6 separate regions of the Mus musculus genome follow, and regions 2, 3, 4, 5 and 6 are each linked to region 1. Evidence: chromatin loops called from intact Hi-C (ENCODE). Cell type or tissue: left cerebral cortex. All regions are shown on one strand.

The links. Peaks named below come from ENCODE experiments on the same cell type or tissue, not always from the same donor. Only the 100,000 strongest peaks of a DNase experiment are listed, where the experiment ranks them.
Region 2: a loop joins it to region 1, with 2.9 times the contacts of the local background. A loop is called at or near these places in 4 of 42 quality-filtered maps.
Region 3: it touches region 1 in a loop (2.5-fold over the local background); 9 of 42 quality-filtered maps call a loop at or near these places.
Region 4: a loop joins it to region 1, with 5 times the contacts of the local background. A loop is called at or near these places in 25 of 42 quality-filtered maps.
Region 5: a loop joins it to region 1, with 2.6 times the contacts of the local background. A loop is called at or near these places in 6 of 42 quality-filtered maps.
Region 6: a loop joins it to region 1, with 2.9 times the contacts of the local background. A loop is called at or near these places in 6 of 42 quality-filtered maps.

What each region holds. Positions count from the first base shown.
Region 1 is chr6:5,380,575-5,385,574 of GRCm38, forward strand. It overlaps a transcript of Asb4 not described here. Among named protein-coding and RNA genes, the nearest start is that of Asb4, 7.3 kb to the right of the region's middle. In left cerebral cortex, CTCF peaks have their summits at 2,143 (motif pointing left) and 3,776 (motif pointing left); DNase peaks (open chromatin) are centred at 2,167, 2,679, 3,258 and 3,774; H3K4me3 peaks cover 824 bases.
Region 2 is chr6:4,085,031-4,090,030 of GRCm38, forward strand. It overlaps Bet1 (Bet1 golgi vesicular membrane trafficking protein), which reads right to left and starts at 1,900. Exons shown (of 4, transcript NM_009748.3): 1 at 1,747-1,900. The coding sequence starts at 1,765. In left cerebral cortex, no CTCF peak of the experiment used is centred here; a DNase peak (open chromatin) is centred at 1,945; H3K4me3 peaks cover 1,274 bases; H3K27ac peaks cover 459 bases.
Region 3 is chr6:5,252,895-5,257,894 of GRCm38, forward strand. It overlaps Pon3 (paraoxonase 3), which reads right to left and starts at 3,339. Exons shown (of 9, transcript NM_173006.2): 1 at 3,259-3,339; 2 at 1,622-1,692. The coding sequence starts at 3,332. In left cerebral cortex, no CTCF peak of the experiment used is centred here; DNase peaks (open chromatin) are centred at 2,904 and 3,378; H3K4me3 peaks cover 650 bases.
Region 4 is chr6:5,108,562-5,113,561 of GRCm38, forward strand. Ppp1r9a (protein phosphatase 1, regulatory subunit 9A) reads left to right here. Exons shown (of 16, transcript NM_001363809.1): 8 at 2,439-2,492. Among named protein-coding and RNA genes, the nearest start is that of Gm46949, 43 kb to the right of the region's middle. In left cerebral cortex, a CTCF peak has its summit at 2,044; DNase peaks (open chromatin) are centred at 1,300, 1,500 and 2,036; H3K4me3 peaks cover 580 bases; H3K27ac peaks cover 531 bases.
Region 5 is chr6:5,165,535-5,170,534 of GRCm38, forward strand. It overlaps Ppp1r9a (protein phosphatase 1, regulatory subunit 9A), which reads left to right. Exons shown (of 16, transcript NM_001363809.1): 16 at 1-127. It overlaps Pon1 (paraoxonase 1), which reads right to left. Exons shown (of 9, transcript NM_011134.3): 9 at 2,556-2,962. The coding sequence ends at 2,804. Among named protein-coding and RNA genes, the nearest start is that of Gm46949, 14 kb to the left of the region's middle. In left cerebral cortex, no CTCF peak of the experiment used is centred here; a DNase peak (open chromatin) is centred at 1,896.
Region 6 is chr6:5,153,303-5,158,302 of GRCm38, forward strand. It overlaps Ppp1r9a (protein phosphatase 1, regulatory subunit 9A), which reads left to right. Exons shown (of 16, transcript NM_001363809.1): 13 at 2,819-2,938; 14 at 3,702-3,725; 15 at 4,787-4,969. Gm46949 (a long non-coding RNA gene) reads right to left here and starts at 710. Exons shown (of 2, transcript XR_001785191.2): 1 at 1-710. In left cerebral cortex, no CTCF peak of the experiment used is centred here; a DNase peak (open chromatin) is centred at 2,238.

The sequences.
Region 1 (5,000 bases):
CTCAATGAGGTACATATTATTATGATCTCCGTTTTAAAGGTGAAGGGTGGGAGGCACGGAGAGAGGGCAAGCGGTTAAGTCAGGAGAGCAGCTGCCTGGCTGCGGGAGCTACAGGTTTATCCGGGACAATAACAGGCACTGATGAGTTCCTGGTGCGGCCTGGCTGGCTGTGCAGCTGCAGAGCTGGCTGTCCTGTTTGTGCTCACAATAAGCCCCCATTAATGAGGGAAGCACGATTGGGCTTCCTTGCTCTGGCAACCTGAAAGAGCCTATAGAATACAGATGCTATTGTGAACGCCTTTGTAATCTGGAGCTTCCCCCACCCTCTTAAAAAAAAATAAATAGAATAATCAACTTCTTAATGTATCCATAGGGAATTCAGGAAAGGGGTGAAGAAGCCGCTTCTGTTTTTGAGGCTTTTGCAATCATTGTTGGCGAGACAGAGCCAACAGATGGGGAACAATGGGGAGAGACTTGAGGCCTGGTGTAAGCAAACAGCCCTGTAGTCTGCCTGTGAATGGTGTGGGAAACAGAGGGAGGCAGACACTTGATGCCTGGGAGGGGGATGCAAAGGAGAAAGTGAATGGTGCTGAATGCAGTTCCTAATCTTCATTCAGCTTTTCCTGAGCTGAAAATGAAGCCATAAATTACCTTCAAGACCTTTTCCAGCTCTAGTGTACCCTTTTATGCAAGGGAGATTTTTATGGGTGATATGTATTAAAAGTCAGACACACCCAAAACTGATATGCCCAGACTACAGCTCACATGTTCAAAGTGATACAGTTTCTTGACCCCTGTGAGCTCCCAAGTGCATACACATGCCAGCTTTCATCTCACCCTTCCCTTGGCAATTAATCTAATAATGATGTTTCCCCCTTAGTGTTCTCTCCTTGTCTTGAACTATCATGGCATCCCCATGAAGGCTAGAAAGAGTCTCGAAGAGGCTGTTCGTCTCTAGAAACAAAAACATCCTTCCTCTAGTCTCTTGGCCTCTATTTATCAAATACTATTTCTTCAGTGAAGTGTTTCTCGAACCCCCAAACCAGTTGATATAATTTCTCCCTTTTATAATGCCCCATCCTTCCAACTTTTCTGGTTTTGATTCCTATAGACCAGATTTGCATTTTGTATCGTAGTGCTGTGTGGTTTCTTTCATTTACCTGAAGGAACTGAGATCTGGATTACAATTCACTGTCTCTTGGCTTCAGCCTGGTGGATCCCAGTAGCATACAGCAATAACTCAAGTCCATAGCCATTGAGTTATGGTATGTGGAGGCAGGGCTTCCAGCCAAGCCAGAAATGTATCAGATAGCTTTCAGCCAAGGCAATTTATTGTAGCATGTTGGTGTTTGTTCCTAAGTCGCCTTTGCTGGTGACTGATGTACCATCCTTCTAACACTCCTGAAAACCTCATAGTCATGCTGAAGAAAGAAATTCACCCAGGAGAAACGCCAGACGGATCAGGAGTACAAGCTCCCCGCCCTTTTATGCCCTGGAGCTATCAAAGGCCACCTAGCAACATTATCAGACAGGGAAAGGAGGGCATATCTTTGATTTCTCAGTCTTGCCTGGGGCCTTGACTGACAGTAGCTGCTGTTTTAACCTCCATCTGTGTCTTCGTGCCTTTTTAGAAGGGACTCAGGAAAGCTTGCTCTGGCATTATGGGGAATATCATCAACCTAGGAGGAGAATTCTGAACATGAGATGCAAGCTTGTCTTGCTTTCCCACAGCCCAAAACAGACGTATATGACAGTGAGTATGGGAAATAAACATATAGAAGAAAACACGTCTAGTTCGTTTACAGAACGCTTCTTAATACCAGTGACGTAGGAGCAAAGGATCGTGGGTGGGCGGCTACTCCTCCCTGACAAGCCTTAATTACTTTTATATTTATTAGACATACATCTTGAAATGATTCTATAGAATCATAGGCAAACCTATGGTAAAATTTCAGCAGAGAAATTCATCCTCGAAGCAAAATTTAATCAGCAAGGATAATGGTTTATATGGATTAAAACACATTTTTAAAATCTGCGTTTGATTTCATCTAGACCTCGTTTTTATCTGCATTGGCTCATTTCTCCCATTTTTGAGAGATTTTGCAGCTGGTCTTTCAGGTTCATTTTTCAAGGAATACTGCCCTCATGCGGCCGGGTGTGCCAAGACCGCTCACTCTCTGATTCCCTCCAGAGGACGGTCTGTGTGGCTCTGTGAGAGAGAGCTTTTGCTGCTTGAGGCTGTGTCTGTGGGTTCCTTTCGAAAACATGAATCCTTAAAATGCTTGCCAGGGGATGCACTCTGGTGCAGCTTTTGACTCAATTATCTGCTTACTGCATCAATAACCAACACATGCAAAAATAATCAGTCGCTGATCATTTTACACACTCGGAAAGTCCTCACAAACCCGACTCCTTTAAAGTCAGTAGAACGCGTTAGCCTTGCTTATTCCTGTTAGCTGCCTCCTTGTTACGATCCATGTAAATCAGCCAAGGCAGAGAGAACAAAACAAGAATCCTAAAACGTGGTGCGGGGAAACTTGTAAAGGACTGAAATTTGACTCTCCTCAGTAATTAACATAGTGGAACAAACAACGGAGGTGGGCTCTGTACTTTCTTAAAAAGACAAGGTTTGACAAGATACTGTTTCTCAGCTCCAATTCAGCCGTTCTATAGCAAGAATATCTGTAAGCAGACAGAAAATATGCAACCCTTCTCTCCACTCTTCCCGGGTCCTGCAGCTTCATTTGCATGATACACTCCAAACAAATTCTCTGCAAGAATGTCGATTTTACATTATATCCAGGGAAATGCGCAAAGTGCTACCCCAAAAGGTAAAATCAAATCGATGAATCTTTGCAACTGGTAAACTGCTTCTTGGTTTCTGTGAACTCTGAGGGCTAAAGGGCATCCTGGGATCTTAGGAAAGAAGGCTTAGAAGCCTGCCATATTTCTTTCCCACATGAAGGGCAATTTTCTTCCCTAGCTATACTTTGCCTTCAAAAATTTGTCAGAGGTAAAGAAAGAATGCAAACGCTGCCTGGAGTACAATTGCGGGGTCAGTGTTCTGATTGAGACAGAATTATGGCGAATTATTCCCATGAGTTGATTTTGTGAAGTGTGTGCTGGTGTGAGGGTGGAAATACAAGCCGGCGCTAGTGTTTAAACAAGGCTGCAAGGGCAGTTGCTAGGAGACCCTGCACACAGCTGATGCCCCCACTGCGGGCTCAGACGTGCTTTGTCTGAAGAACCCGGCCTTTCGCAGTCAAAGATGACATTAAATGTATAGTCTGTCAAAATTTAGGTGGAGGAAAAATTCAGGTGGACCAGGGCTCGGTTATTGCTTGTGTCAATCTAGCTATTCTGACGTCCATCACCCATTAAGGATGGGTTTTGAAAGGGAAAATATAGCATTGTGCCAGGAACCAAGAGCCTCCGGAAACGCTCAAGGGAATTTAGTTACAAATGCAGTTTGAATACCCCGATATGAAAGGCAGATGGTCTGGGTACCAGTTCCGGGAAGCAGGCGGCCCCAGCTAAGTAATCACTTCAATGTTCCAAATAGAGGACCTTGAGTCCACAAACAGAGACTTCTAAGAGGAAAGGCGCGCGAGTGTGATTTTAGATCCCGCCGTTTACAAACAACCATTTCAGTCATTTGTGGGAACCGTTTAATAGACTTTTATGAGAAACACATAGGCTTCCAGTTTGTAATTTAGACCTTAGAGATGCATCGAACTCGAGAGCTGAAAGTGGCTTAGAAGTTCCTCAAGCGCCCCCAACTGGTGGAAGGAGAAAACTGACCCGCTTTGTGGATAAGTGCAGTCTAAAAAAAACGTTGCTTTCTTGGTTTTCAGAAACTCAGGCAAGACTACTTGCCTTTGTAAAATAGTATCACCCACCCTCTGCCAATGCTCAAGATATGATACCCGGTGAGGAGTAAAGTAGAGGAAAGAGGAACATTTTGAATTTTGTGTTTTGAATATCAGTAGCACGGGAGCCAGAGACACAGTCAGTTAAGATTGCCTGTCTTCTCCAGGAGAGTCATGTTGTTCTGTGAGCATCGAGACCAGAATCATCCACAACTCTTTGTAGTGCTTTTCCGTGTACAAGCACATTCTGTGTATTAATTTTTTTCATTTGTTTCATAAAGTCTGACAATTGCTCTTACACGCTGGTGGTGAAACTAATAAGGATTTGATACAAGGTTTAGTTGTAACTCCACTACCCTACCTCCAAATAAGGAATAACTTCCTTGGCCAGTGATCTCACAGAATAGCTAATTGAAATCTCAAAGTGGTTTGAATTTTTAATTTTGTTTGTTTTGTATTTATACTTCATAGCCAGGAAAAACAAAAACAAAACAAAAAAACCTCTGTACTTTTTTTGCTTTTTTATGAAAAAAAAAAAAAAAGAAACCCCATCAGCACTTCCCATGTTGGAGAAATTAGTATTACTAACCCTGGTACATAGTAACTTTCGGAATGTTGTTCCAGGCAGCCTTGAGAGAACTGAGCTGGTTGGGTTCAAGAAACAGAAGGAAATAAAAATTACCCATCAGTCCCACTCTTAAACTTTACTGCAAAGAGATGTCTTTAGAGAGATGGAACCCAGGGGCTGATATGGCTTCTTTGCATCCTCTTGGCAGAGCTTAGGGGCCCAGGACTTGTTGCTTTAGCCCACAAAGCTCTGTCCTTACAGAGAAAACCAGTCTCGATGTTCCCTCCCCTCCCCTTTTCCTTCGTTCTAGGAGATGCCAACCACCATGCGGGGAGGGTATTCAGACAGGCTCCTGGAGAGACTGTGGACAGAAACCAAGGCATCAGGATCAACTTGTTAGTTAACTAATCAAGTCAGTTCAAAGCGGCATCAGCTCGCCCCTGGCCTTCCGGTCTTTCATCTGAGGTCCCAAGCATCAAAGCGCCAAGATAAGCCTTTCCATTGTGCTCTGACCTAGGGGAAATTACCTGAGAAAAGATTACAAGGTTACATGGTTGCTTCAA
Region 2 (5,000 bases), 1.3 Mb before region 1:
ACTTAAACAAATAATTACCCCTCTTCTTCACTGCACTTCAAAAAGACTTAGGAGGGGACTCTTGCCTGCTGATTCTAATTTAATTGAAAATCTAATTTAACATCTTTCTGAGTAATTGTAACATACAATACAAGTCAGAGATAGAAACCTACTGTCAAATCCCTGACCTGCACGTATTAAAAACAGTACAGCACAAACAAAATTCCAATAGGCCAGTGGCCTACTGATGAATGTAAAGTCCTTGAATAGTCAGATCGTTCGGGTGCCTCAGGGTCCTAGCTTCACTCAGAGTGACTTCATCACCACAACCTCTTGTATACATCATTCATAACTACCCTGAATCTTGTTTGGCCATCTTCTCATCTGGGACTTACTTCTCCCAACCCTCACAGTCACCAGCATCCTTCAGGTTCTCCGGCTCCAGGAAGCCCACCGTGAGCCATGGATTATTAAGCCCCCACTGCATTTACTATCCGATGAACTTAACCTGTACTGGGATGAAGTTACCACCTTGGATCGTACTTTGTCATCTGCTTCCGCAGCAATTTATCTTCTGCTCCACAGTAACCCTGAAAGCTTTGGGAAGCACATGGTGCGTCACAATAAATGTCTGCTGTTATTAGTGTTGGAAAAATGTAGGCATATATGACTAATCATGTTTGAAAATAGTTCTTTAGGTTATTTGAGATGAACTAATTTCTTTCAATGACTGAAAGGATTCATAAAACTAAATTTACAACTTCTTCACATGCAACTACTTATTGACAACCCTGTCAATCTATATTACTGACACCATTCAAGGCCCTTATTTTTCAGTGGTTTTAAAGTCCACACATTCTATTCCTATAACCAACCTTATTGAAACTACTACCATGTCTCTGCACTGTCATGAATATTGTGTTCCTTCTTACATAATCAAAACCCATAACAAGCCGTGAATTATGAGTTGCAAAAGAGGCTTTAGTTTTCATACCTAACTTTAAGTGTTTGTCCATTCACTGGCTTTAACACCTCAAATTTTTAAAAACTATTTTTTTTTTTACTATTCCAATGTCTGCCAGAACAGCAACATCCTTTTTAATATTTCACACATTTTTTTCAAGCATTCTGCCCTTCCTTCTTTAAGACATGGCTAATAGAGAAAGAACTTCAGTTATTACTAAGCTATTCCTTCCCCTGACCCATTTAAGTCATCAAAACCAACATCTACTGCCTTAGCAGTGGGACAAGGTCTAGGTCAGAAGTGTTCCAAGTAACTCGCCTTTGACCCAGACCTTTCATAACAGGCACTTTAACAATAAGGACACGTAAATTCACCTTTGTAACTCACGGTTATCAAACTAACGCATCATTATTAGTGGGCTTAAAGCTTACTACTCCCCAAATGTCATTTCTTAAAAAAAAAAAAAAAAAGTTAAGATCCAGAATGAGTAAAGCAAAGGAAACAGCAAGGCTTGGGAAATTGGGTTACTCCCCAAACTAGCACATAGAAAAAGAAAAACTTATGCTAACCAATTCACCGCTCTGTGCAACCTAGCATATAGGTTTAAACTTTTGTCTAAATACAACTTCAGGAAACCGTTCGGAACTAGGACACAGGAAGAGAACCTTCTCCAAAGAACCCAAATAACTCGCTTTTGAACACCAAAGTCATTGACAGAGGGCCGGTAGTCTCCTCCCACAACCCTGCTCCCGACTCAGCAGGTCCTAGGGTCCCCAAACTTCGAACCTCAGCACTGTTCTTACCCAGGCCTGCACGCCTCATCCTGCCAGGAGAGGGAAAGGCGGGCAAGGAGGAGTGAGTAGGAAAGGGCCAGGGTCACCCGACCTCGGCTTCAGTCCCAGGGCTCCTAAGAGCAACAACTTTTTGCCTCAGAGCGCCACGACATCAGTAAAGTCTAAACACCGCGCCGGTTTATGTCGTCACTCGGACACATATAGGCGTCCTGAAATGCGATTACTAGTTGCATTCTGGGAAATGTAGTTTTCCGTCTTCTGGGGCACTGGGTAAGAGGGGCGTGGTAGGAACAATGCCTGGAATGGGCGGGGCTTCCGGAAGGGCAGCGACAGCTGCTGGGGCTCTAGTCCTGTTATTCTGGGTCATTACTTAATCCAGAACTTTTAGTATGGCACTTTTTGATGTTAGTGCCAACTTTAACCTGGGAGAGTTACCCCTCCCTAGCCGGGATGATGGTTGACTCTTTCATGATTTTCCCTTGCACTCCCGCTCACCCAAAGTCAGAGGTGAGAAAGTCAGTGCAAACTTTGTTCAAACAGAGTCTCATCTTACTGTCTGAGCCTCTTAGCAGGAAAGGAAAATCAATCCTCTTCCTTCCTGATCCTGCCCAGTGGAATAGTTAAAAAAAAATATATATATATATACACATATATATATATATATATATATGTGTGTGTGTGTGTGTGTGTGTGTGTGTGTGTGTGTGTGTGTATGTATGTATGTATGTATGTATCCTTGCAGTAGAACTTCCGGGTAGGGAAGTGGGGAGTCTCAGCTTCCTAACGCATTTGATCTAAGTCTGGAAAGAACTGTGATATTTAGCTTTTAAACACTCCACCCTACTTAGAGCTTTTAAAACGTACACACAAATACCTCATACTTGTTTCCATGGAGCATGTAGCCATCCTCTGCTACATATGCAGCAAGTACCCTTAGCTGCTGAACCACCTCACTACACACATTATACTTCATAATAGAAACACATTGCACTAACACTCTGCCCTCAGCTTACTGTGGTTTGATGGCTGAAAGAAAGAGTCTAAGTTCCGCCTTCTTTGCTTCTATTGCTATGTGATAATTTTCAATTCAACTAATACAGAATGTGAGATGAGTATGGGGATATAACAAAGATCCTTGATGATTTTATCACAAGTTCTTATTCAAGTACAACATGTGACTATGGGAACTATAAGTGTTCATACTCGAGCATAAACATGCCATCTTCACCTTGTAGCTTTTAATATCTTGCAAAATTTGATGAGTCAGAGGGCTATCAGAATCCAGAGCATATTAATGAAGAACAATAAAAACACTTATTACAAATATATCATTTGCACATGAGCATGTTATATTATGCCATTAGACTTCATTTGCATGATACAAGATCAAAGACAAAAATTATTAAGAGTTTCAGAACAATGAGGCACACCAAACAAGTGTGGGGGTTTGAGCAAGGGCACAGGGTCACTACATTGGCTGCATAACCATAAACTTGCATTTGTCTTAGGAAACATTTTTTGATTATTCAAGGTCATAATTCATAGAAGAAGAGGAAAGAAATGGGAATATATGAATGAGATTGATGTGACAGAAAGATATAGGTAGATAGGGATAAGGAGGTTGGTATAGATTTATACACAGAGAGACAGAGATAGGTAGAGAGGGATAAAGTGGGTTGATGTACATATATATGCATCAAGGCTGAGTAAAGTGGACCATTTCAAATAACAGTGATGTTGAGAGGAGAGGAAGTTGGGTAGTTTGTAGCTATGATATCTCAAGGGAAAGGAAAGAAAGGACAGAATTTTATGAGGCACATTCCTTCCAAACTACCAACAAAGCAGGTTTGTATATAGAATAAGTGGCTTCTATAGTTAATGATACATATATGAATGAAATTCTTGTGATAAAATAAGTCCAGGTAGTAAAACATGGCCTTCAAGATATGCATGACCTTAGGAGACCCAAGGGATGTGTGGGATGTTGGAGGGTAGCACTGCTGCTGTCTACTCTGCCGACATGCTTCTCTCTTCCATTGCTTCAGGCGCATCACTAAATCCTGGTTCTTTTTAATTCCAGCAATCATTAGAGGCACATGATGAAGCTAAATTTCAAAATGGACACTCTGGCACCTTAATAATTGTATTTAATTAGTAACTTAAATTGATTTTAAATTTTAAAATTTGTTGACATTTGTAAAACACCATTTTAGATTAATAGAGTTAGATTTCATTTTCATGGTATTTGCTTTAGAAGGCCATATTTCCTACCACTCACCATCAATTTGCTCAAATTCGTAGTCATTTTAATAGTGTTTGTTATTAAATGTGTTGAGTGATCATCCTGATAGATTCAAAATGCCAAGAGAAACTTAAAGCCTACAGCTTGTTTCTTTTCCTATCCATGGATCGAACACGGTGACAGACACGTAATAAGCATCAGCATACCTTGTGGCTTTTTAAACAATGGTGGAGATTAGTTTTCTATACTTAAGAGACAAAAAATATTTTCAAGAAGGTTCTTCAGAGGTTGTTGAAATATGCCCACTAGTTTTATTTATAAAACTGATATGCAAATGTGGACTTGAGGAAATACTGACAACAAAATGCACACATGCATTTAAAATGCAATTCCCTCCCCTCCCTCTGTGCTATCTTCTACCTCCATTCTCTGCTGCTAGTTTTCTGTAGTGGATATCTATCTTTCCAGTTATACATACATGGTGATCTTTTAACTCTTGATTTCCAGAATAGAGCATGGCTGTGTCACCTGTGTACCCAAGCAATGTCATCTCAGTTTGTCTGAGTTTATGGAAGTATTCTGTAACTAGAACCCAAAAGATCCAGCTTCATTACCTTGTCAATCACACAGGCAGCTGAAAAGGTCTATTTCTTCTGTATCAATATTCACCTCAATGCATTCTTGGCTTTAGTTGCTTTGGAATCGTCAGTAATATTAAAATTATTTAATAACTCTTCCAAGAGTCATCAATAGTTGACATCTGCATTTCAAAATGATCATCTGGTATTGCTTTAAAACATTGTGATTTCAGTAATATTTTCATGAAACAGATTCCTACTGCCTTTGTTAAGTAGAAGTTTCTGATTGTGTCATGTGATGTAGACTCATGTGGTGTTTTCCAGAGGCAAGACTCACGAGAGGACATGTGATCTTCTGAGAGAGTATAAATAGGAGCCAATGGACAGTAATGATAGCCTTGCAATGATCTAGTGTCTTCACTAATCTTCACTTTGTAGAGAGA
Region 3 (5,000 bases), 130 kb before region 1:
GAGACAGGGTTTCTCTGTGTAGCTTTGGCTGTCCTGACTCTGTAGACCAGGCTGGGCTCGAACTCAGAAATCTGCCTGCCTCTGCCTCTGGGATTAAAGGTGTGCGCTACCACGCCCGACTCACAAACCATTTCTACGTTCCTGGAACAGGGCTGCGGATGTAGCTCGGTTGGTAGAACCTAAGCCAGAGGTCCTACCCACCCCCACCACTCAAGGACGCTATAGAGCACCCCTTTGTCCTCAGCACTTAGAAGAGAAGCTCAAGTTCATTTTGGGGTAGGTAATAGGTTCAAAGCCAGCCTGAGATACTTGAGAGACTGCCTCAGAAATCAAAGTATACAAACGGAAAAAAACAAACAAACAAACAAACAAACAAACATGGTAGGAGGTAAAAGAATAGAAAACCAAAATGAAGGGACTATTTTGGACACGAGAGGAATCTGAGGCTGACTGCAGTGCTCAACAGAGGGGAGAAAATGTCATAGCGAAGATGAGAAAGACGGAGAAGCGCATTCCTAGTCCTCGGATGGACAGTGTGCAGACTCTGGCTGGATTGCCATTTTATCTTCTAGTAGTAAAACTGGAGGCTTGCAACCCAAGTAAACAGGGTTGCAGGGCCGAGTAGGTGAGGTCTGTGGGCACAGAGGAGACTGCTGCCCACCAGTCTCCTGTGGGAGCAGGAGGGAGGGGCAAAGAGGGAGCTGCGCCTCCAGAGGATGGTGGGCCAAGCTGAGGGCGGAGGAACCAGAGAAGGAGTGTCAGGGGTGTGAGGTCCACTCCAGTTAAGCCTGAATCTAAATAATCAAAACTGGCCTCGTGGACCGGGAGAGGGGACCTCCAGTTGGTGAGGCTGGAGGTCTGACTGCAGAGTTGAGATTAGTAGTTTTGAGAGACAGCTAGGTAGGTTGAAAGTCTGAAGAAGTGCCTACCAGAAAATGATGGAGAGGATACTTGAATCCAACATTGCCAAGAAGAGGGGAGAGGGGAGGGTGGAGAGGAGAGAGGGGAAGAGGGGAAGAGGAGAAGAGGGGAAGAGGGGAAGAAGGGAAGAGGGGAAGATGGGGGAGAGGGGGGAAAGAGGGGAGAGATAAAGAGGGGAGAGAGAAAGAGGAGGGGGAGAGAGGAAGAGGGGAGAGATAAAGAGAGGAGGAGGGAGAGGAAGAAGGGAGGGTAGAGAGGGGTGGGTAGAGAGAGGAGAGGGGGAAAGAGGGAGGGGGAGAAGATACAGGGAGAGGGGGAGGGGGAGAGGAAACAGGGAGAGGGGAAGGGGGAGAGGAGAGTGTGGACAGGGAAGAGGGGAGAGGGGGAAAGGGGAGGGTGGGGGAGGAGAGGGGAGAGAGGGAGAGGGGAAAGAGGGAGAGGGAGTTGGCAAAGAAGAAATAGTAACTGAAATTCATCACATGATGGAGAAATGCCCTTAAGGAGACATACTGAGAAAAGCCATCTAGACGCTGGTCTGTGGATGCTCTGTTGAGACTATACATCGGGGTATTCTGAAAAAGAATCCTGTTTGTGCGGAAGCCACACCAAGAAGTAATAGAGAATAAAATAATTTAGTAGACTCAGGGAAATGATGACCAAGAAATTCTGCTCCCTCTTCTTGGTCCTGCCCTGTACTTACCGAGGCCCTCAATCAGGTGGCAGTTTTGTGGTTCTGTGGCCTTTATTTCTCGAGTTGTACTAACTCGTTCTCTGTAGAAGATAAAAATCAACAGGAAGAAAGCAACATGGAGGTCAAAGCACTCATCCCAAGTAGACACCTGGAACAGGCAGGGAGGTCTTTCAGTCACTTTCCTGATGTGACAATTATGGCACTGCCTTTCATGGAGGCCGTAACAACGCCTCTGGTTTATAGTTACATAATATGTCTCACGTAACCACTGTGCCTACAGAAGCTAACTTCACAGTTATTGCTGAAAGAATAAAGTAGAATTCTATACGAAATATAAGACCCCACTTAATGCTAGGCAGAACCGAACACTATTCTTCATTTAAAGGAACAAAACAGCATTACAAAAAACAAACAAACAGCATTACATCATATTCTTAACTATTACCTAATATGAATCTGTACTTACCCATTTCATATTTTCTTGTTTTCTTTGGACCTCCTTCCTCCAGTAGGGAGAAAAAAATTCCAAATTTCTCTGAGGTCTCCAAGGAGCTGAACTGATAACTTTAGCTCTAACTTCCTCATTTCAACTAAGCTTATGCTGACTTATCTTAGCAAAGGTACCTTATGGACCTGACACTACTAAAGGCATTAGTTAGCCAAAGTGCTTTTCAGCACAGCGCTCTTACCTTGCACTGAAATAGACTTCTAAATACTAGGTAGAAATTAAAATATTAATTGAACTGTATTCAAGAAGACTGAAGGTAGATTTATCTTTTGATCATTTATAAAAATTATCCTTTAGAGGTATGGTTTTAACACTTGGGGGTGAGGGTGGGGAGGCAAGTGTTAGTCTTCCTAGCTGTACCACTCTTAAATTTACTATTTGAAGATTCTGCCATTTGTTGTTTGGGGAGCAGGCGGGACAACGAGCCCTCTCAAGCTGGACTAGAAAGCGTTGCCAACAGACATCAGTGTCTGAACAGATTGCAGCAGCGAACCTCTGAGACTAGTCACTCCTCAGAGAAAGAATAAAAACAACTAGATGACAAGCAGAGGCCTTAGCCCCAAGTAGCAATAAGGGGAGGGAGGAGAAGAACCCACCTTTAAAAAAAAAAATCTTTCAGATCAAACTGAGTTTGCTTGAGACAGTAATTCCGGGAGGGTTTCCCTGCCGGATCTTCTACTTCAAAAAGTCAACTACCCTTCAAGTCAGTTCCTGTCCGCGGGGTTCAGCTCTCTTCCCTGTTTCCTGGCTCATCTTCCAATGTGGCATGGGTTCTGGAACGGCCCGCACTTTCAGTGTCTGAGTCAGCTATAAACACCCAGCTGCTAGTCTGATCCCCTCCCCCAAGTCCAACACTTCCAAATGACTTGGTCTTTCACAAAGGCAATGTAGCAGAAGACCTGGAAAAGGTACCCAACCTTCAGAAATCAAACGTGGGCTTTCCTACCCTGGCAGCCTAGAAAGGCACGCAGCTGTCCCCTTTGCTAGTGAACGAGTCTCAAGGAGAAGGTCACTAAGAACTGAGGTTCCAAAACTGCTCCTTTCCGGAAGGAAACGCTAGGAAGTTGGAAGCAGGAGTTCCCTGATGTGGACTAGAAAGGAAAGAGCTGAAGCCATCTCCATGGAGATGCCCACTCACCTAAAATTCAGCAGCCTTTCCCCTATTAAGGCCAGACAGGCTCCCAGCAAGGTCAGCGCCACAAGCTTCCCCATGGTGTCTGGGTGCCTTAGGCAAAAAGCAGGAAGACTGGTGCCGCTCTGGGGCGCGGACTCAGGGTCCCGCCCACTGATCAGTCCCTTGTGCCCCGCCTGCCTGCACCTCCTGGCAGTTGTGCTGATCCTTTCTAGCAGTCTTGGGAGTTTTGCTCTCTCCTGCGCCAAGGCTCAAAGCCACCTCCACATGGAGGGCTCAAAGCCACTTGTCTACTTGAGTTTCAAGGGGATTTTTGTTCTTCTGATTCAAGTCCACCTTTATTAGCGATGGTTCAAGGCCACTTTAATGTGCAGATTCTAAGGCTGGCTCTCCAGGCAAGCGGTCCAAGAACATATTTCTGCCTAGGCTAAGGTCAGCTAAACTCTGGACCATTCAGGTTTGAACTCACAAGCTGGAATCCTCACGGTGTGGAAAATTTGTTTCTTAAAGTCACAGAACTCAATTAACCTCAGCTTCTCCAGTGGAGTGATGTGAGAGAGCTGCCTGGGAAGCCAGAGTTCATAGACTAAAGCTTCAGAGTTCTGGCAGGCTGCATGTAAGAGGAGAAATTGCTCCATATACACCCTGAAGAAGAAAATCCTGAAAGACGAGCCCTTTGGCTCATCCTTCTCGAGGAACCAGAGCTCTGAACTTTGGCTCAGAACTTCCTGGTGCCTTCATGGTGGTAGACAAGTCCATCTGTCTGGCAATCTGGAAGATGAGCAGAATGTAATAATATTAATAATAATAATGATAATAACATCAACAACAATATATCGTTTTTATGGGAGAGTCTTACTCTTCTGTGAATTTCAGGTCTTTCCAATGAAGAGCAAACTTTCCTTTCAGATAAACAATACTGTTGGAGAGACTGAAGATGGCCAGACACTTGAGTTTAGGGAACATCGCACCTTCAAGGATCATCTCTTTTTAGTTACTAATAGGAGGTAGCAGCAGCAGAATTCAGTTTAAAAAGAGAGCTTTTTTTTGAAATAGGTAGATTTTATAGGACTAAGGTGTAGCGTCCGCTCTTGACCAGCAAGAACAACACGACCACCAGTCCTTCTAACAACAGTTTATTCAGCAAACTTCCGTCTTCATCTCTCTCACTTCAACTTTCTCTCTCATCTTTTTTCCTTCTCTGACCCAGGCCTCTCACTCTTATATACTCTCAGCCCTCATCCACTCACAGCAGGCCACGTCACCTCACCAGGCACGCAGCTTCAGCTAATCAGGGCAGCAGGGGCATGTCTCCACCAAAATGGATTCGCCAGTATCCTGGTGCACCTGCGCAGCTCTCATGATGGTTGTGGCTTATTTTCAGATGTATGAGGAAGTCAGGTGCAAGACATAAGACTTAGCTGCAGTCCCTGGCGCCTTCTTGGGACTGCTGCCACACCCACTCCTCACATTTCCCCCTTTTTTCTTGTTTGGCAGAGAGAATGTCTGTCTTAGATTGCCCCCTGCAGCAATGCCCCTTACCCGTCCTTGGGAGACAAACAGCATTGGTTTGATCCCTGTCTTAGGTTGGTGACATGCCCAGGGAGTCTTATCCGTCACTGACTACTTCTCTATCATGCCAAGTCACACTTGGGGAGATTGTCCTGTTTGCATGCAGCAGGTGCATCAGAAGGCCAGGATGCTGATTAATCTATGGCCCGATTTTGATTGCTGCAAGCAAGCCTCTT
Region 4 (5,000 bases), 270 kb before region 1:
AAGCAGATGCTTATTTTTAAAGGAGCTGTAATCACAGTCTGAGAGATGTAACCAACACGTTGCTCATTAATAACCACATTCTGAGAATCCAAGCAGCCTTGTTAGAGGTTTGCCCTGCGCTCAGTTCACCACCCTGGTGGGGACCTTCTGACCAGGTTGAGTTACGACTCCACCAGCTAATTGCAGCTTGTTTTGCATATGTAGTTCCCTGAAATAAAACCCACTTTTGTTGGAAAAAAAAAAAAAAACAACCAAAACCAAAGCACCATCTATTAAGCTTAGAAAAAGATGGCAAAGATTTGCCACTGCTACATTTTAATAACATCATATATCTTCAAAAACACCTCCAGCTCCATTAGCTCCCTGCAGACAAAACAGGCCTCAGTCCAGTGCATAAACGATAGAAAAAAGTCTACACAGTGCAGAAACCGTTTCTCAGAGTTGTGTGTGAATTCCAGGCAGGCTGCCCTGGTGCCACGAGAGCCGATAATGTTGCTCTTATCTGATAGAAAATGTCTGGTTCTAGAGCACTCTTAAAACTCCCCTGCAAAGATAATATTTTTCACTTCCAAAATATTTTCCACGCCTGCACAGGCTAAGTGGAGTGCTGCAGGTGATGCTGACGAGGCTTCTGCCTGCCCCTTTCTGGTAGTCACACGTAGACATTTTGATTCAGTTACAGTTAGTCGTGTGCGTGTGCGTGTGCGTGTGTGTGTGTGTGTGTGTGTGTGTGTGTGTGTGCGCGCGCGCGTTCTTACTGAAAGCTATAAACAGAGCCCACACTCAGATTAGTTTAAACAACAGAGTAGATATTTTTGTTAGTAATGGATGGGAAAAAAATCATCCAGGCATATGAATTTGCTTTATTCTCTAAGAATATAATACCTCTGGAAAATAATTCCTTGTGGTTGTATATACATTTCCATGTTGTATATTAAAGAATATTCTTTTGTGGCTTTATTCTTGAGTGGCAGGTTATCATGGCTGTTTATTTGAGAGAGGTGTGTGGGGGGGTGTTATCTTTACAGCATCTTGCCTAGAGCCCCTCAGTAGATGCTTATAAAGTTCATCTTTAATTTTTTAGAGAAATGGCACAAGATCAGAACCTAGATATCCAAGATCTAATCCAGTTCTAGTGTTGGTTTTTTTTGTACAGTTAGGTTGATCATTTGCTCTGAGCCTCAGTTTCCCCACATCGCTGTACTCACTAAGGGATCAGGATTTCTGGTGAGCACAAAAGACCTCTGCCAGTATTTTTCACTGAGAAAGCTTGGTGTAGTTTCCTTGCCTGGCACACTCACACTTTGGGTATCTGCTAATGGCATCTGAGTGAGACGGACCACTAAGATTGTGGCATAAAACCAAGAAACCCAGATTCGGTACAGTCCTAACTCCGAAGTACTTTGGACAAAAAAAAAAGGGGGGGGGGTGAGATGGTGGGATGTGGTCTTCAGTAACTTTGTGGCAAACCAATTTAGGATTCAGCATAACCAAAAGAAACAGTGCCACCTGCATCACTTAGTGGCTGTGCTCAGCTGCAGAGCAGAAAATGTTCATGGGCTTGGCTGCAAAGTGTCTCCCTCCCCAGACCCTCCACTGGGCTGTTTGGACCTATAAAACCGGGAGAATTGGGAATTTCAAAAACATCCTTCCCATCAAAAACATCCAGAGAACAAATTGTGAACCTGTAAACTGTTTTCCCTAAATTCAAGGGTGTTTAGCCCTTAAAGAAATGAATGACCCCTAGAAGGAAAACAGTCGTGGTCGGGGAGGGAGTGGGGGCGGGGGAGTAAAGCAAACAAATGGCAAAGACCACTATTGTGTTGTAAAGAAAATGCTTTGGGGCTTGGAGTCTTTATACAGGTAGATCTTTTGGAAGGCAGAATTTTGAATCTGTACCTTTCCTGCGGTTAAAAAGGAACACAAACGGAAAACAAACCGGAGATTTCTGTGCCACTGCGTCCCACTCCTTCCTCTGCTGCAGAGCTGCTCTGCGGAATGTGAGAGCGACTCACAGAGCCACAGCGCCACCTTTCTGCACGATGTGGGAATGACTCTTCACACTGTGCGAGGCCTGTTGACTGGCTGGCTCAAGCCATTCTGTGGGCGAGCCTCAGGAAGGAAACAGCTCCTGGACGCTCAGATCGTAAAGGCAGAGCAGCAGAGGCCAAGAAATGAGTTTTCTTTTCTTTGGCCCCTTAGCAATTAAACTGGTAACTTAATCGGATATTAGGGACCGTGAGTCATAAACCCTATGTTTAATTAGTTTGCACCCACTGAGTCATTTTACATGCTAGACATTTGTAATTACAACCTGCTGCAATGCAGCAGGGTCCTGAGCATTTTTTTAATTGTGTCATAAGATATTCTTCTCGCTGCTGAGTCTTTAAAAATATAGAAACACTCTTAGTTGAGATGTTTTTCTTTTCAATTTTCAGTTGCAAATCAAACATGCAGTTACAGAAGCAGAGATTCAAAAATTGAAGACCAAGGTAAGCACCGCTCCGTGGTGTTTGAATTGTACTCTTTAAACTTCAGATACTCTGGGAGTAATGGATTTGCTCCCGTGCACTTGAGAGCATATTTCCATGAGATGGTCATTTCCAACATTAAGTACATCGATGGACCTGTCTTGAGACTGAGCATAACCGCACATAACCAGAGAAGGCCACAGGGCACTTGGTGTTTTAAGTAGATTTAAACTGTTTAGTCTCTCTGAAATTTCATTAAAAATAATATTTTTAATGGCTCAAGCATCTGTGTATTAATTTCTAAAATATAAGCTGGTATAGCAAATCTCCTTTCTGTCATTTACCTTATAATAATTTCAGCTAATTTACTGGAAGCAATGTATTGTTTTAATGTGGAACATTAATTTCTTTTTAGGAAAAACTTCCCATGTCTAAGAAGTAAAGTTATAAGCTCATTCTATGCATTGTGTAATTAATTTAGATTCAGCTGCTACTGGAAATCTTGAGATATACTCACTTCACATTATTTAAATTTGTTGAAGAGAAAAATATTAATAAAAGAAAATATTTTTAATCTCTATGAAATAGTGAGACATCAAAGGAAACTGTAAAATTCTTGTACAAGATACAGTTCTAGCTATTGTTGTTCATTTCTATCAAATGTATGTTTTCAGAGACTTAAAAATATCTTCAGTTGCTTTCAAACGATGCTGTATTGTTTCCATAGTCTTTTTAAAATTACAAAATAATTATTGCCTACGTCGAGTGATCTGTTTTCTGATTCACAGTGAATACATGCTTTGGGTTTTCCATGTGTTTTAAATGGAGATGAGTTAGCTGGTTAAATGGAGATGAGTTAGCTGGTTAAATGGAGATGAGTTAGCTGGTTAAGTGGAGATGAGTTAGCTGGCTACTTTGGTTAAGTGGCATTCCTGACTAATACGCTCTGGAGCTCTCTAGTCAAAGCTTATTTCAGCATCATTCATGGTGTCCGCGGCGCACCGTGAATTTTAAGTTTAAAGCTAGCAGGGCTGGTACCTAAACAACTGCTATAAAGCATTCATTAAAGATGCTGTAAAAAACCAAGCCCTTTTTATCTGAAAACTGTTTTTTGACTTTAAAAAGCAGATCTTATAAACTGTTGGTTACAAATAGGGAAAAGAGCCCCTGTGTTTATAAATGCTCCCATAGACAGGCTTAGGCATTTATTTATGAAGAATTAATTTAGAAAAGTCTACAAATTACTATTTTATATTTTCCTTTTAGGTTGGTATATGATAACACTTGAAAACATGTGATTATTATCAATGTTATATAGATTTCTTCACTTCAGTGTTTGGGACTAATCTTTACTTTGTAACCTCTTGTCCACATGTATTTAGTAAAATACTTTTCACAAAACTATTCTTGTGACATAGAAATGTGTACATTTGTGTGAATGTGTATCTCCATTTGTTCAATGCTCTATAGAATGGGGATGTCATTTGAACCTTGATAGCTTTGTACGTAGAAAGGGTAGACAGAGTAGCAAGGTGAAGAGAACGTGGTTGTCAGGGCAATTTAAACCCTCATCTGAAACTCAGTGTCATGAGTTCTGTATTAAGAGCAGCGCTGGACCGGCTTCCTCTTTCCTGGACTCTATAACCAAGAGGCCCAGAAAAAAAAACTGCACTCTGTGTTTCTAAGAACTTCCAGAGACAGAAACTACACAGAGCTGTCTTTTTGATCCGTTGGAGGGATTTAAATTAACAGGACAACTATTAATGCCTTTATTTTTTCCCTGTCTTTTATACATAGTATAAAGTAAGGTTTGAAAAGCTGTAGATGTATTTAACACTCCCTGTGATATACTGAGTGACAGAATGTGTTCATGTCAGTTGAAATCAACAACCTAGAAACATCCCCCAAAGGGTTAAAAGCACAGTAACAGGAGCTGACTCTCTCAAATGGTTAGGGTGCCCACGAGGTGTTGCAAGGATGCAGAGTGGTGAGAGCACAGGTGCCCTCTGACTCTAAGGGCACCTGAGTCACCACCCGAGACACAGGTGGTAACTCTTAGAAGCCTGAACCTCGTGCCCACGTGTTGAGGAGAACAACCCATAAGCTAAGTCCCTTCCTCACCATTAGTGCCTTTGCTTCTGCTCCTTTCCCACCCCCGCTCCCTTCTTAATTAATCATCAACTTCCTGTCCTACTCTTTATTTAACGTGCTTTCAAACAACGTGTGTCAACATTTAGTGGACCTAATCAGTGATGCGCTAGACACCATTTCCTGCTTGCAGTATTTCAAACGGCATGCTAGCAAAGAGAGTTCATGGGAGTTCATGTCAGATTTGTGTTTGGTCTTTTATCAGATGGGTAACCTTGAGCAAATCATTTCTCTTTTCAAGCCTTCCGTTTTATCCTCTATGGATATGGAAAGAACAGTTGCTCTTCTCATCTTGAGCTGTTTTGATGACTGACTGATTGTATATAACAATAGGGTTTTATCTTAAAAAGCTAATAGTGTGGAGAGATGGTGCTACAGACA
Region 5 (5,000 bases), 220 kb before region 1:
GACCATTGTTTTCCGACCATCTAAAAAATACCTGTGATTAAACTTAACTTGTTAGTGTAAATAAATCTCTTGCCAATGAGTATTATTGTTGTTAGATAATGAATGCAATAAAGGAAATACAGAGGTCTCTCGGAGTCCATGTTTCTTTTCTCTCTCTTTCTTTTTTTTTCTCTTCCATTTCTACCTTCAACTAAAACAAGCCCTGACTGGGTAAACCTGCACTGACTGTCAAAACATCTCTCTCCATCAAGAGCAAAGTGCACATTTTTCATGGAAATGAAACTAAAAATAAGTTCTAACTCTGGCAAAGTGTAAATTGGCAGCTAGAATTACACTTGAAAGCACAATTATGGAACTGGGCATGAAGCTAAAGAGCTGAGCCCCCAGGTCCCCACTTCCCCTGTCCCTCTGACACAGCCTCACCGTCAAGTTCCCAATACCAATCAGCCAGAGGAAGATGGATGACAAATCCATTAAGCCCTTAGTCTCACACAACAAGAAGCAAGCCAAGAAGGAATCAGGTCCAGCCTAGAGCACTGGGTTATTTTAAACCATTTTCATTCTCAGATCTCCAAGACTGAGAAGGCAAGACTAAAACAGATGAAGACAGACACTCAACTGTCTCAGCCTCATGAAGTAAGGAATGTGAGCTTGTTTCCCTCCATTTTGGAAACTGTTAAAAATTCTCTTACCAAATTTTGCTCTTCTTTGGACAATCTTAAATGCATGCCATGGATTCATTTATATATTTAATTTTGAAAGAATTAGCTTAGCTTGATTTGTCAGTAGAAAGGAAGAGGATATGGTCATTTTACTGAAGGTGTAATGAAGGCTAGGTAGACAAGAGATTTTTTTTTCTTATTAAAGAAATATGTGGAGTTTGCTTTCCTATGTGCCACGCTCACAGATAGTCATAACCAGTGATTCCGAGAGTCCAGCCTCCAGGATGTGAGGAACAAGGGTCACTGAGGAAATGAACACTCACAGCTACCTGGTGTCATGTGCTAAGCAGACTAAAATCACTTAAATTGCATTGTGAGGAAAGGAGTTCTTTTATGCAAATAGTTTTTACTTATTATCATTTTGGTTTTCTTGAGCTCTGACTATGAAGTCATAGATTAACATGACTTGCGATTCCTGGTCCCACTGCCTCAGCCTTCTAAGTCTAGAATTATAGGCATGCGTTATGATTCATGGCTAAAAAACTGGTTTGTTTTATGTTTTCCCTCTATGGTCCTAAATGATCGACAAGTTTCAGTTTCTCATCAAAACATTCCCCATGCCTTCCACCCTCCCCTCCCCCCCCCAAAAAAAAACCCCACCACCACCAGATAAATGCCATGGAAAGGGTCTTAAATACTTCATCCCTAAACTGGCTGCCTTAATGACCCAGGAAATAATCTAGCACTGGATTTCTGTCTTCACAACAGACAAATAATGGTACTTAAAATTTTCTCATTTCATAACCAGTATAAGAAGAGATTTTCTTTTTAGTCATGAGGGCTGTTGATCTTTCTGGGTTTTTTTTTTTTGTTTGTTTGTTTTGTTTTGTTTTGTTTTGTTTTGTTTTGTTTTGTTTTGTTTTAAAAACTCAGTTTATCTTCCTCTCCCCTCTTTCTTGGTCTTCACGGAAAGCCAGAGTAGTGTAAATAAACCCAAACAAGACAAAACCCATCTCTGGCATCAGCTGAGCAATGCGGGCTGGGGGCTGGGGCACTCAGCACTTTGACAGTTATAGAATATTCATGAACTTAGCTGTTACAAAAGAAGCAAGTTCCTTCTTTCTTTGGACCAATATAAACAGGCCATGTAATGTGTGAAGATAACAGAAATCAGGTTCGGGCGTGATAACCTTCCCAAAGATCGAAAGAGTCTCCCACACCCTGTAACTACGGGAAAATTGAAAAGACCCAGTGGCGAAACAATGCACAAAAGCTCCGTGCCTCCAGGAGCGAGCGGAAGCTCTGTCTGTTTCAGAGGAAGTCGCAGGGAGAAAGGGGAAACCAGAGTCTGGCCGCACTGGTCCATCCACTGACTTTATGAGGTATTGAGAGTGGTCTTCATGATAATACTTTTTCAACACCAGAAGTACCTCTGTGACCTAATGGTCCCCAAAGCTGACCGCACACACTCTCTCTCGAGACTCAAATGGTTTCAGAGATTGCATGTGTTATGGGAAAGTGTATTTGGAGTTACATAGAAGGAATTTCCCCAATGCTGTCACAGATTTCCTGGGAAAACTAAAAGGAGAAAAACTCCTTTGGCTCTTTTTGGAGGTCCGAGTCTACTTTCTGGCTCCACTGTTTCTGGGCTTTCAGTAAGACAGTAACTCAGCCCTGGTGTTTGGTGGAAGCTCAGAGCAGAGAACTAAGGACCAGATGCAACCTGTGAATGCATTTCTCCCAGGGGCAAACTTCTGTCAGTGAGGTCCTACCTCCTAGAATCCCCAGTACTGTCCCCAGCTGAGGACCAAACATTCAGCATATAAGCCTGTAGGAACATTTCATCACAGATCTTCATATTCAGATCAGAACACAAGTTATGTGGGACTTGAGAAATTTAGCCATTTTGGTGAAAAAAATTTTTTTAATTGATAAGTGGTGTCTTTAAGTAGTCTAAGAGTAATACTCAAGAAACCCTTGCTAGTTAGGATCTATTGCCAGGAAACTCTCATACCTTCTTATGTCTGAGACTAAGGTCAGCATTCATTAGTTAGCAGAGATCACTGTGGTAGGCACCTTACAGTATGGCAAAGGATTGAAATAATGGCCTCACTTTCGATGACGTGCGTGCAGCTGGCTTGTCACAGATCACAGTAAAGAGCTTTGTGGAACACAGTGCCAATCAGCAGTTTCCCTTTGTACACAGAGGCGACCGTGGTGCCTTGCAGGACGGTACCATTCTCTGCATAAACTACAGTTATTTTGGGGTCTTCGGATAAAATGTTCTGGATTCGAAGCACCTGTCAAAGAAATTGCATGAGGTGAATATTTTTGTTAAGTTACTTACGTCAACTTTGAACTTGGAGTTATTTCTCCCTTAGACACATTATCTCATATAATTTCCTCAATTGCGTTCTGTTCTAAAATTATTTTAAGGTCACTGTTTTCCTCATTTGTGATTGGTCGAGTTTTGATCCTTAACACTAGCAGTGCACATATGAGCACACAGTGCATGAGGCAGGGCATATAAACAAGCGCTGCAGCCTGGATGTGAGACCTTAGAGCACACTAAGGAACACAATAAATGGAATTCATACACTGAGTTTCTATTCGAGGAGTCATGATTTGATTGTTCAGTTGGTTGATTAGCACCAAGGAAAAAAAGTTCTGTGACTTGGAAAAGAAAGCCATCAAGGCAGAGCACCCAGTATGGCAGTGTGGGGGAGCCAGGGCCCGGGCATCAAAGGGTCAATGGCAGGATTCAAGTGACTTCCAACACAGCTAGCTCCAGGAAATTGCTGCAATGTTAACTTGTTACTTACAAAGAAGTCGGTATGGATGTACCTCAGTTTAATAAGCCTCTTGTTCATAAGAACTAAATCTTCTATGGGCACTGTATTAAAAGTATTATATTCTATTTCCCTTACCAAACTCATCATCAGAAAGGGAGCAATTCTTTTTTTTCCAAGAACAATAAAGCAAAGCCTTGCTAGAGCAAAGGACCCAAGTTTACCAGATGAGCTAACAAGCAAGAACAATTGGAATTGAACATTCTGCCCAGCTTTTTATATGCTGAGCACTCCACAGCATACATTTCTCCAATTCTATTAAATATACAGTTGAGCAAGCCTAATAGCAAAAACCTAGCAAAAGACACAAAAGATTGGCATTAAACACAATCATAATCTCCTGTAAATTTGGAGATAACCGGGTCGGAAGCCATTCATATTAGTTTTTTTTTTTTTTCAATAGAAAGATACAGGAAGAAGGTGTGTGTGTGTGTGTGTGTGTGTGTGTGTGTGTGTGTGTGTGTGTGTGTCTATCTGTCTGTCTGTCTGTCTTAGGTGAGTTAGACTGATTCAAAGCAAGGTTTACAAATACATATTGTCTCAATAAAGTAATAAAGTAACAGCGTGTGGTTTGATGGAGTTACAGGTACAGCTACTCCACACTGAAGACTCAGGATAGGTGCTGTGAGGTCCAGTGTGCAAAGCCTGACAACCTGTGTCTGCCCCCCAGAAGCCACGCAGTGGGAGAAACCCAGTCCTCCCATCCCCCAAGTTGTCTTGTGAGCTCCATGCGTGTGTCACTTGCATGTGCACATACACGCAGAGAGACACACAAACACACAAACAAATGCAATAAAACGTCAAAAGAGGAATCATTCGATAAGTCAGGTAATGTGCAGGCGCTGGTGGCAAATGGGTTCCAATTTTATTATTTGCACTGTAAATAAATTCAAAATAACCTGCCAAATAAAGACAAGGGACAAAACAGGATCTTTGAGTACTATAATGAGGGTAGGAGAAGTCTTGCTGGAGATGTACAGATAAGATGGCCATACACTGGTCCTCTGCACGGCCTTGTTCAGTCAGCCTTCTCCATAGGTTCCACATCTGCAGATCTAGGAGACCTCAGAAGGAAATAGGTGTGTGTGTGTGTGTGTGTGTGTGTGTGTGTGTTATACATAGTATAGCAAGAATATTCTTTCATTTTCTATCACTACCCTTTAAATAAGACCGGATAGCTATTTGTATAGCATTTACAGTGTGGGTATTATAAGTAATGTGAAGGGGTTTAAACGCACAGGAATGTCTGAGAAGATCTTTCTGTGGGTAAGACCATTTGCTCTGTGAGTGAGACTCCTTGATTGGAGTTCAGATCCCTAACACCACAAAGGAGCTGGTCGTGGAGACGTGAGCTTATGATCGCAGCACTGGGGAAGTGGAGGCAGGCAGATCCTCAGCTTCTTTGTAACCCATTGGCAAGCTCTAGGTTCAGCAAGAAGCCCCGTGTCAGAAAATGAGGTGAAGAAGCAGCTGGGAAGATCAGCACCGT
Region 6 (5,000 bases), 230 kb before region 1:
TGGTATCTCTCAGCTGCTTTTGAATCTTTAAATATTTCTATACTTCAATAGCTTTTGTGGCTCTCTAAGAAATGTTAACCTATTCAATTCATTACAGTCATATATAGGAGATACATCAACACATTTATTTGTACAGATTAAGACAAAGGGGCAGAGAAGGCTTGAGACCCTTAGGAGGTGATCGGACCTCAGCTTCCCATGATGATTTCAGCCCCTGACCCTCCTGTGACTAGACACTAAGACTACGATGAGAAACAAGCAAGCTGCATCTTCTGCTTAACATTACACATGCTCTGCAATTTCCAAATCAGTGGAATCTTTCTGCTCTAGATTCTGGGAGCATAAATGCAGGGATCGGTGTAAAGAGTGCTGGCTGTGAGCTACTGTGGTGGCTTTCCTAGGAGGCATCTCCAAAAGGGTGTGCTACCCCTATTTTAATTCATGCATGTATGCTTATAAAGACATATTTAATAAAGTTTTGCAATTGAAATATAAGTTCAAATCCATGTATTATCATAGATTCCATTTAAATGCAGAAAGATGATAAATATTAAGGTTAACACTGTTGCCCAAAGCAATACCTTTTTACCACTGTGGTAGAACAGTTTCTCAGAGAGTTGTCCCTATCTCGAGGGTCTTGCTAGAGCTGGGTTCAGTGTCTTTTGCCATTTATTTGTCTAACATGTTCATTCCTTTCACACCACAGAATCTTCAGAAGCAAGTTGGAGAACTGGAAAAGCAAACCAAGCTCTGCAGCTCAGGCCTCCACCCGCTCTCCTTGCATGCCTTTCTCATGGTTTAATGAAAGCCGGAAAGGATCCTATTCCTTCAGGAACCTGCCTTCAGCTCCAAGCCCCCTTCAGCCTTCTCCTGAGACTCAAGTCTCAGATAAAACAGGGTCCAAGGTAGACAACAGCGGACTATAAAAGCCGACAAGAAAGTCCCCCAATCCTGTCTCTTCAGTTTTTGGAAAGCCTTCTCAACTTGCGCGTGCACCCTGGATCTGATGAACCAATGTGCTAACATTGTCCTAGGCATGCATGATGTTTCCTTTACGGGGGAAAAAGCCCCACCTAACCAGCACCCTCTTTAATACTGTTCTATTCTAGTGTGTGCTTTTCTCTTCGATTTGCCTGTCATTTCATTTACTGCTATTTAATCTGTTTGACAGTTAAGCCATGCTGGGAAAGAGGCATTTGGATAGTGAAACAGGGTTGGAAGATATTTACTAAGTATTCTCCTTTAAATTGCATTATGAAACAGTTTCACTGTGCTTTTCAAGATTTACTGGAAAACAGATAAATTTGCCACTGACATATATTCAAGTGAAGCAAACAGAAAAACAAAGGCCACTGACATATGGCACCTTACTTACGTGTATCAAATGTCCGTGCAGATCACCTCTTCTAATTCTTTTTACCATTAGCAGAATTACATTAGATGTATATGCGTGGATGTGATGCTTTTCAAAGTGTGCAATGGTTATTTCCAGCATGACAACGCAAGCCTGGTTTAACCCTGTACTGACACACATGGTGACTAACCTTTGCAGAATTTGGTCTCCTCTTTTCCTGTGTTCACTCTTTTCCCCCCAAACAGAACCGTGAGGTTAATCTTACTTAAACTGAATTCTTCCCTGAGGTCAGCAGCTCGAAGAGTTTTGACCTGGAGTCTGGAGGATTGCATCTCCAGTGATAACACCAAAGGGTGAAGTGCTGTGCGCGTGACTTGCTGCTGAATGTTTACCAGCTTTGCTCCTTTTTGGAAGATTTATCAAATCTTGAAGTTGGTTTGGTACTAAATTCCCCAGTCTCTGGGATGGTGTTTATTCTCATCAACAATCAACTAAGCCCAACACAATATAACCTAATGGAACTAACGGTCTGGTTCCTGGAGAAGTGCAGTATGAAACAAGGTGGTGTTGGGCAGTGGCTTAGTTTCTGGGAATCCAACCACTCTACAAGTAGCAAAAGAAATTTTGGTCACAAGTGACTCTTTGGACCCTTTAGTGCTATTCTGAGACTTATGGTTTGCTTGAGTGATCCTAACATTATCTCACATTAAAGAGAGGTTCATTATAAAACATTTTCACAAGTAAAGCTCTGTGGCCATTGTCAAGTTGTTTTAACATCTGCTGAGCATGTTAAAGTAATTCCAGGAAAATTCATTTTTTCCCACATCCCATCTGACTCACCCCAAGAAGCTGTGCAGCCTTGTGGTTCTGTTTCATACTGTAGTCTCTTTGGCTGTGGGCTGGTGCCATGAGAGAGTTTTATACACCAACATCTAACTAGTGCTGTGTTGTCAGTCCATGCCCTCCTCCAGAATCATCATTTTTAAAGCTACATCCAGGGGGGGACCTGTCACTTCTCACAGTATTTATCACAGCCAGCCACACGCCATCTTTCCCAGGGGCACTCCAGCTACCTTCTTGATATGAATTACCATCTGTTCCTGATAACTCAGCCTCTCCACACCATCTTGTATTCCTACTTACACTGTTTCTTGTCACAGTTAGGGTCAAAGCAGATGGGCTTATTAATATCACTACTCTGAGCACTGGCAGAGGGTAATGAATTCTGTACCCTTGGAGAGAAACTCAAGAATCATTTCTGGATCCCACATATCCTTGTATCAGATTGAGAAGGTGCTCAGAATTTTCACGCAGGCTTCTGCCCCACTGCCCAACTGAAGGTTGTCCCCAAGCACACTCGAGCTTCTAAAGACAGTTGATTAGCATGAAGCATTTGAGGACTTGGGAGCACCTGCTTCTAGTTCACTCTGTGTTCATTTAACACGGTTGTATTCATTTTGACAGAATTTCACCTTCAATGATGACTTCAGTCCAAGCAGTACCAGCTCAGCAGACCTGAGTGGCTTAGGAGCAGAACCCAAAACGCCAGGGCTCTCCCAGTCCTTGGCACTGTCCTCGGATGAGGTACTGTAGTGGCACCGTAACAGAACTTCGTTTTTATGTGGCTCATTTCCTCCATATCCCACTGTGGGAAGATGTTTGAGGGTAGATTTAACAAAGAAGGCATCAACAGTGAAGTTTTGTGTTTAACACAAAATCCCCATGATTCCATTCCCTTTGCCCTCCACATTAAAGAAAAGTATAGTTTCTGAGCCCATTGAAGCTTCTTGGGAATCCCATTCTACATGTAAACATAAATGTTAGAGTCTGGGCACTGGAGAGCAAGCCTGGGCTGTGACTGATCTGTTCATTCTGTCCTTTCCCAGAGTAACCCCTACCCCCCCACCCCGACTCTGAGGGTCTTTTGACTACCATATGCCCCCTGTTGGATCATTACTATCAATAGGAATGGTTCCGGAAAGGAAATAGAGTAAGAACCATTTATTCAGATGCTAGAGTGAAGATTAGCATTGCTAAGAATTGCCAGGAAGTATGTATGCAGGAGATAAGCAGAAAACTGTGTTGGGATTGGCTTAGTTCTATAAATAGGTGGGAGTCAGGGGCAGGAAATAATGTAATTAGAATTTGTTCTTACAAATGAAATAATTGTTCTTACTTCTTTTTAGCATGAGTTATATGCAATAAGCCTTTTTTTTCCTTTAAATGTTTCTGGTCATGTTTTCCTAGCTGGGCTTGATTTTGATGTTATAAAGCGTGTAATGTTGGTACTGTGTGTCCCATTTCTGTAACATTCTTCTTCTCGGTTCTTTTGTTGCTACTCACCCAGAGCCTGGATATGATAGATGACGAGGTGAGCTATCTGTGGGTTGTGTGTGGTGCCTTGTCTCTTCAAAACTGCTTTTCTCTCCTTACAAAATGACTATGAATCCAATACTAAAGAACCCCTTCCTCTGGAGTGGAGGGGAAATACCCTGCAATTGTTTACATTTGAATTAAAAGATATTCCTGGATCTAGAGTCCCTAAGCCCCACCTCCAGAGTCCCTAAGCCCCACCTCCAGAGTCCCTTACTTACCTCCTATAGCCATTACCAGACATGGTCTATTCTTTTTCAGTATCTGCTGCCTTTCCTCTGCTCACACTCTGCTTGTTCTTCATGTGACTCACCAAATAAACTGTCTTTCCTCTGAGATCTGCCACTGCTTCATCTTCTCTCAGCTCGGTGGCTCTGAGGGCTGTCATGCCCCTTTATGCCAATAAAGAGAATGGTCTACAGTGGGCAGAGTCTGGAATTTGCAATGAGCATCTTGTTAAGCTCTTATTGCTTATATTGTGTTGTCTAAGAGAGATTGTGTGAGCTTTTCAATCCTCAGTTCCCTCATGTCTTAAAGAAACTGTAGGTGTTGGCGCCCTACCTTCCACAGAGGTGTGCTTTCTGCTCCGATAAAACAATAGCTGTGAAGTTTCCCTGTGAAGGCTTGGGGGCTTTGAGACTTTTCCTGTAGAATAAAGGAGACCTTGATATTTTTAAAGTGTTTTAAATATAACTTTACTGTCTTCTAACAGAATAAATTTAAATGATGTATCACATGTACAGAACTATGAAATAATTATTTTCCACATGTAACTATATCTTCAGGCTTACTTATTATAAAATCATCCATGTCAGTGTGTACTTTTTTGATTTTTTAACTTCCTACACCTTTAATGGTACTTTTTTAATGGGATATCTTTAGATTTCCATCTACCAGAATCAGATAGGTAATAGACATGTTTCTTCTAACATAAGTAGAACTCTTATGTATGATTTACAAGTAAATGCAGCTCTTGTAACTTGAGAAATTACTTTACTAGCATAATATGAGCCATACTTTTTAAGTCATTTACCAATGCTGCATACATTTCTGTCTCAGATCCTTGACGATGGACAGTCTCCCAAACACACTCAGAGTCAGAATCGGGCCGTTCATGAATGGAGTGTGCAGCAGGTGTCCCACTGGTTAATGAGCCTCAGTCTGGACCAGTACGTGCCTGAATTCAGTGCCCAGAGCATCAGTGGGGAGCAGCTCCTGCAGCTGGATGGAAATAAACTGAAGGTAAAGAATGCTTCGTCTGTGCTAGTTACTA